2 separate regions of the Homo sapiens genome follow, and region 2 is linked to region 1. A link is an interaction called in ENCODE POLR2A ChIA-PET data of the cell type or tissue named here. Cell type or tissue: A673. All regions are shown on one strand. Each heading gives the region's core, and the rest is flanking DNA. Links, peaks and the distances in the headings are about the cores only. Region 1 overlaps EXOC3L2 (exocyst complex component 3 like 2). Region 2 holds the start of LOC105372420 (a long non-coding RNA gene).

What was found. Peaks named below come from ENCODE experiments on the same cell type or tissue, not always from the same donor. Only the 100,000 strongest peaks of a DNase experiment are listed, where the experiment ranks them.
Region 2: POLR2A ChIA-PET joins it to region 1 with 6 read pairs; 3 of 35 experiments call an interaction of 5 or more read pairs at or near these places.

What each region holds. Positions count from the first base shown.
Region 1 is chr19:45,217,796-45,220,694 of GRCh38, reverse strand. It overlaps EXOC3L2 (exocyst complex component 3 like 2), which reads left to right. Exons shown (of 12, transcript NM_001382422.1): 9 at 2,376-2,498. Among named protein-coding and RNA genes, the nearest start is that of EXOC3L2, 26 kb to the left of the region's middle. RefSeq lists an enhancer at 2,237-2,899. In A673, for the core only: no CTCF peak of the experiment used is centred there; no DNase peak of the experiment used is centred there; H3K27me3 peaks cover 2,370 bases.
Region 2 is chr19:45,152,506-45,155,404 of GRCh38, reverse strand. It overlaps NKPD1 (NTPase KAP family P-loop domain containing 1), which reads left to right. Exons shown (of 5, transcript NM_198478.4): 5 at 1,630-2,899. It overlaps LOC105372420 (a long non-coding RNA gene), which reads right to left and starts at 1,826. Exons shown (of 2, transcript XR_935986.2): 1 at 1,737-1,826. RefSeq lists silencers at 529-755, 2,284-2,343 and an enhancer at 1,975-2,600. In A673, for the core only: no CTCF peak of the experiment used is centred there; DNase peaks (open chromatin) are centred at 1,624 and 2,734; H3K27me3 peaks cover 988 bases.

The sequences.
Region 1 (2,899 bases), core at 237-2,736:
CAATCCAGCCCTGCCCCAGCCTCACCTCTCCCCTCCCTGTCTTATGCCTGGAATAAACCCCAATGCCAGCTTCAGGGTCGCACAGCTTCCCTCACCCCCAAAACACACACTTCGAAAGGCCCAATCTTGGTTTAATGCTCTTCTGTCACTGTCTTAAAGTTATTATTATTTTTTGTTTTGGGCAGGGGGAAAAAGAGTTTTGTTTTTGTTTCTGTTTGTTTTTTTGAGATAGAATCTTGCTCTGTCGCCCAGGCTGGAGTGCAATGGCATGATCATAGCTCATTGCAGCCTCAACCACCTGGGCTTACATGATCCTCTCACATCAGCCTCCTAAGTAGCTAGGACCACAGTGTGGGCCACCATGCCCAGCTAATTAAACAAACAAAAAAAAATTATAGAGAGGGAGTCTTACTATGTTGCCCTTGGCTCAAGCAATTCTTGAGCCTCAGCCTCCCAAAGTGCTGAGATTACAGGCATGAGCCACTGTGCCCAGCCCTTAATTAATTTATTTATTTATTTTTGAGACAGAGTTTTGCTCTTGTTGCTGAGGCTGGAGTGCAATGGCTTGATCTCAGCTCACTGCAACCTCCGCCTCCCAGGTTCAAGAGATTCTACTGCCTCAGCCTCCCGAGTAGCTGGGATTACAGGCGCCCACCATCACGCCTAGCTAATTTTTTGTATTTTTAGTAGAGATGGGGTTTCACCATGCTGGCCAGGCTAGTCTCGAACTCCTGACCTCAAGTGATCCACCCACCTCAGCCTCCCAAAGTGCTGGAATTACAGGTGTAAGCCACCATGCCTGGCCCCTTAATAATTTTCCAATGAGATCCGCCTGGCCAAAAGACGGTTTTTAAAATGGTGAACTCAATTCATTTGGTGCATTTGCAAGGTGCAATACTTTCCTTCATTTACCAGTGGAAGAAGTTAGAAATTAACTTCCCCCCAAAATCAGCAAATGGCAAACACATTTCCTTGAAAGTCACAGTCGCATATACAGTGCATTCTAGAAAAGAGGGGGCAAGACAGGTTCCACCCACTTTCACAAGTTTCGTCAAATACCGGATCTACTCAAGGGTGGAGAGAAAAGGCAACTTTCAAAAAGGAGGATGTTATTAACTGAGGCATTTACTATACTCCTTCCTAAGAGCTCCAGATGGGGAACATGTTTTCTCAACCAGACCTAGGAAGTGGAATGTGGAAGCAATCCGTCCTCCTTCCCTTAAGGGCTGTGCATAGTTAATGAATTTTAAAAATATGTCTTAAAGTTCTTACTTTTTCTCTTTTTTTTTTTTTTTTTTTTTGAGACGGGGCCTCCCTCTGTTACCCAGGCTGGAGTGCAGTATCATGATCATATTTCACTGCAGCCTGAACTCCTGGGCTCAAGCCATCCTCCCACCTCAGCCTTCTGAGTAGCTGGGACTACAGGCACATGACACCATACCCAGCTAATTTTTATTATTTTTAATTGATTTACTTATTTTTGAGACGGAGTCTTACTCTGTCGCCCAGGCTGGAGTGCAGTGGTGTGATCTCGGCTCACTGCAACCTCCACCTCCTAGGTTCAAGCAATTCTGCTGTGTCAGCATCCAGAGTAGCTGGAACTACAGTTGCACGCCACCGCGCCCGGCTAATTTTTGTATTTTAGTAGAGACAGGGTTGAACTCCTGACCTTAGGTGATCCACCCGCCGCAGCCTTCCAAAGTGCTAGGATTACAGGCGTGAGCCACTGCGCGCAGTCCCAGCTAACTTTTAAATGTTTTGTAGAGATGGGGTCTCGCAATGTTGCCCAGGCTGGTCTCAAACTCTTGGGCTCAAGCTACCCTCCTGCCTCGGCCTACCAAAGTGCTGGGATTACAGGTGTGAACCACTGTGCCCGGCCCTTAATAATTTTTAAATGAAGTCCCCTGTTTTCATCAACCACACTGACCTTTTCGCTGGTCCTCTCCCTGACATGCCCATCTGAAATCTGAACTTTCTTAATACTCACTATTTTCTCCCATTGAGCCACTCCCCCTCCCCCATCCCTCACTTGGCTAAGGAAGATCATCACCAGGGCCTCAGTTCCGGTGTCCCCTCCTCCAGGAAGCCCTCCATGGCTCTATGCTGAGTCAGGCATCCCCTCTGGGCTTCCTAAACCCCTGGGTTCCCGAGTCCCAGCCTTGCCAGCTTTGGGTCATCACTACCTGGGGACCAGTCTCTCTCCCCTTCTGGACTGTGAGTCCAAGGATGCCAGGGCTGGGGCTATCTCTTCCCCTTGTGTTCCCAGCACCGCACAGCCCTGGTTCAACACGGAGCAGGGTTGCAGGAACTTATTCCTAAGTGAAGAGGGAGGGTGGGAGGGAGGAGAGCGTGACCCCCTACTCTGTCCCTGCCAGCCACACTTCAACAAGCTGATGCGCCGGAAGTGGCTGAGCAGCCCGGAGGCCCTGGATGGCATCGTGGGCACGCTGGGTGCCCAGGCCCTGGCCCTGCGCAGAATGCAGGACGAGCCTTACCAGGTGCACCTGCCTGAGGGGAGGGGAGGTGGGGGTGGGGGAAAAGAGGGGAGGAGGAAAGGGGAAAGGGACGGGAAGAGGGGAGATTGGGAGGTTGGGAGAGCCAAGAACGCTCCTGCTGGAGGAAACCCCTCTAAGGTGGGGAGCGGCTCCCTGTGGATGGGAGAGGTGGCCCCTGCCCGGGGTCTGCGGGGAGGCATGTGCGTGGAACTGGGGTGTAAGGCGGGGTGCAGACTGAGTCAGGGCCCCTGAGAGTGGAGCTTGGGGAATGGGGAGAGGCTGGGATGGAGCACCCTTTGGGGACCGGCAGAGACTGTCCGCGGGCTAATTAGGGGGCCAGGGAAGGCATCCTAGGATAGCTCAGGGGCTGGGGACTGGGGCGTGGGCACGGGAAGGGTGCCCAT
Region 2 (2,899 bases), core at 284-2,783, 65 kb after region 1:
CTTGGTGGTCACAAAGTACCTGATACATAGATGCCAACTGAAGACATGAACTGCAACCCGCCAGGTTCCCCAGCAGCTTTTTTTTTTTGAGACGGAATCTTGCTCTGTCTCCAGGCTGGAGTGCAATGGTGCGATCTTGGCTCACTGCAACCTCCGCCTCCCGGGTTCAAGTGACTCTCCTGCCTCAGCCTCCCAAGTAGCTGGGATTACAGGCGCTCACCACCACGCCCAGCTAATTTTTTGTATTTTTAGTAGACGGGGTTTTACCATGTTGGCCAGATGGTCTCGATCTCTTGACCTCATGTGATCCGCCTCAGCCTCCCAAAGTGCTGGGATTACACATGAGCCACTGCACCTGGCCTTTTTTTTTTTTTTTTTTTTAAATGGAGTCTCACTCTGTCGCCCAGGCTGTACTGCAGTGGCGCAGTCTCAACTCAGTGCAGCCTCCACCTCCCAGGTTCAAGCGATTCTCCTGCCTCAGCCTCCCAAGTAGCTGGGACTACAGGTGCCCACCACCAAGCCCGGCTAATTTTTGTATTTTTAGTAGCGATGGGGTTTCACCGTGTTGGCCAGGCTGGTCTTGAACTCCTGACCTCATGTGATCCGCCCACCTCGGCCTCCCAAAAAGTGCTGAGATTACAGGCGTGACTCACCGCGACTGGCCTCCCCAGCAGCTTTGATCTGGATCAAGCCCTGCTGGAGCTCAGACCTCAGCCCCACGTGGGGCCAGAGGGGCTGGGACTGACGTTCCTCCTACGTGTGCCCAGCCCTGGTGCAGGCCCAATAGCCTTTCCTTCCTGTACTGACTGTCCATTGAGCACTCACTGTCCTGTCCTGTGTTGTCACAGGGTCCCGGGAGGAGAAGAGGATATAAAGAACAGAGAGTCCCTACTCCTCCTGCTGGGTGCTGTAGACACTCCCGCTCATTCACTCTGTGACCTCAGATTTCTCATGATCTATTGTTCAGGCATTCCCTAAGCACCTTCTGGTGCCCAGGGGACACGGTGACCAAGACAAGCAGGACCCTGCCCTTCCGGCTCACAGTCCAGCAGGGGAGAGAGACTTGTCCTCAGACAGTGATGACCCAGAGTAGGAATGGCTGAGGGCCCCCGACCCAGCCTGGGGATCAGGGAGGGCTTCCTGCAGGAGGAGCAGTTAAGTCAACAAGATAAGACCGAGGGTGTATCCTGCTGCCTAGCATAGCTCCTCCTCAGCATCTCATTCATTCATCCCTTACACCGACCACTTGTCCCCTGCCCCACTCTCAGAACCTTCCCGGTGCCCTCCACACCCTCGCTCCGCCTCCAGCCTCTTGCCCATCCCTGGCTCTTCCTCGTATCTCTTTTTGCCTCCTCCCATCTCTCCTCTGCCGGCTCTACCTCTGCCCATCCCGACCCCACAGCCTGGCCTTCAGACCGCTTCCGGTCCAAGCCCGGCTCCAGGCCTCTCCACGCCCCCGCTTCTGCACCGGCTTCCAGCTCTTTAAGGAGCGGCCGCGGCTCGCTTCCAGCCCCTCGCCTCTGCTGGGCGCCCCTCGCCTCTCCAGGAGCGCTCCGCCCTGCCCGTACTAGGCCCCGCCCACCCCGGCGGGTCTGCGGCTCACGCGGCTCCCGGGCTCCCTTCCCGCAGCGCTGATGCAGCAGGAGGCCGCGCAGCGCGAGAGCGAGGAGCTGCAGCACGTGCAGTGGCGGCCGCGTGCCGTGAGCGGCTGGGGCGTCCCGCAGCTACTGTGGTACCTGGTGTTCCTGCAGCCCATCATCACCGAGGTGCACCTGCGGCGCAGGAACGTGCAGTTCCTTTTCATCCGCTTTAGCGCCTGGCAGTACGCGGGCACCGACAAGCTGTGGGCCGGCCTGGTGACCACGTTGTGCGAGGGCATCCGCCGCCACTATGGCGCACTGCCCTTCAGCGTGTACTCGGTGCTGGGCAACAAGCCGGCCACCAGGCAGGACTGCTGCCAGAGCGAGTGGCATTGTCGGCGCCGCGTGTGCCTGGGGCTGCTGGCGCTGCTGGCGGCGCTGGGCCTGGGTGTGGGGCTGCTCTACTTGTCACTGGGCGGCCACGCGCTGGGCCACGGCAGCCCGAGCGGCAGCCTGCTCAAGGTGTTTGGCGGCGCGGCCACCACACTGTCGGGCTCGGGGCTGCTCATGGCCGTGTACTCGGTGGGCAAGCACCTGTTCGTAAGCCAGCGCAAGAAGATCGAGCGGCTGGTGTCGCGTGAAAAGTTCGGCAGCCAGCTGGGTTTCATGTGCGAGGTGAAGAAGGAGGTGGAGCTGCTCACCGACTTCCTGTGCTTCCTGGAGATCTACCAGCGGCGCAGGCTGCGCGTGGTGCTGGAGGTCACCGGGCTGGACACGTGCTACCCGGAGCGCGTGGTGGGCGTGCTCAACGCCATCAACACGCTGCTGTCCGACAGCCACGCGCCCTTCATCTTCATCCTGGTCGTGGACCCCAGCATCCTGGCCGCGTGCCTAGAGAGCGCGGGCAACATGAAGGGCACGGCCGATAACGGCTACCTCTTCCTCAACCGCACTGTCACGCTGCCCTTCTCTGTGCCCATTATGGGCCGCCGCACCAAGCTGCAGTTCCTGCACGATGCGGTGCAGAGCCGCGACGACCTGTTGTACCGCGAGATGACGCGCAAGCCGTGGCTGCCGGGGGACGCCGGGGGCGAGAGCGCGCAGCTGCTGGCGGTGCAGGCGCAGGCGGGGACGGAGCGCGGGCAGGGCCGCATCGACGACGAGGCGGCGCGGCGAATCCAGGAGGCGCTCTTCTGCCTTCACGACGAGCGCGACTGCCTCTACGAGTACGTGCCCGACAACGTGGTGTCCATGCGGCGCATCGTCAACACCGTGCCCATCACCGTGCGCCTGCTGCAGCAGCAGCAGCAGCAGGGGGA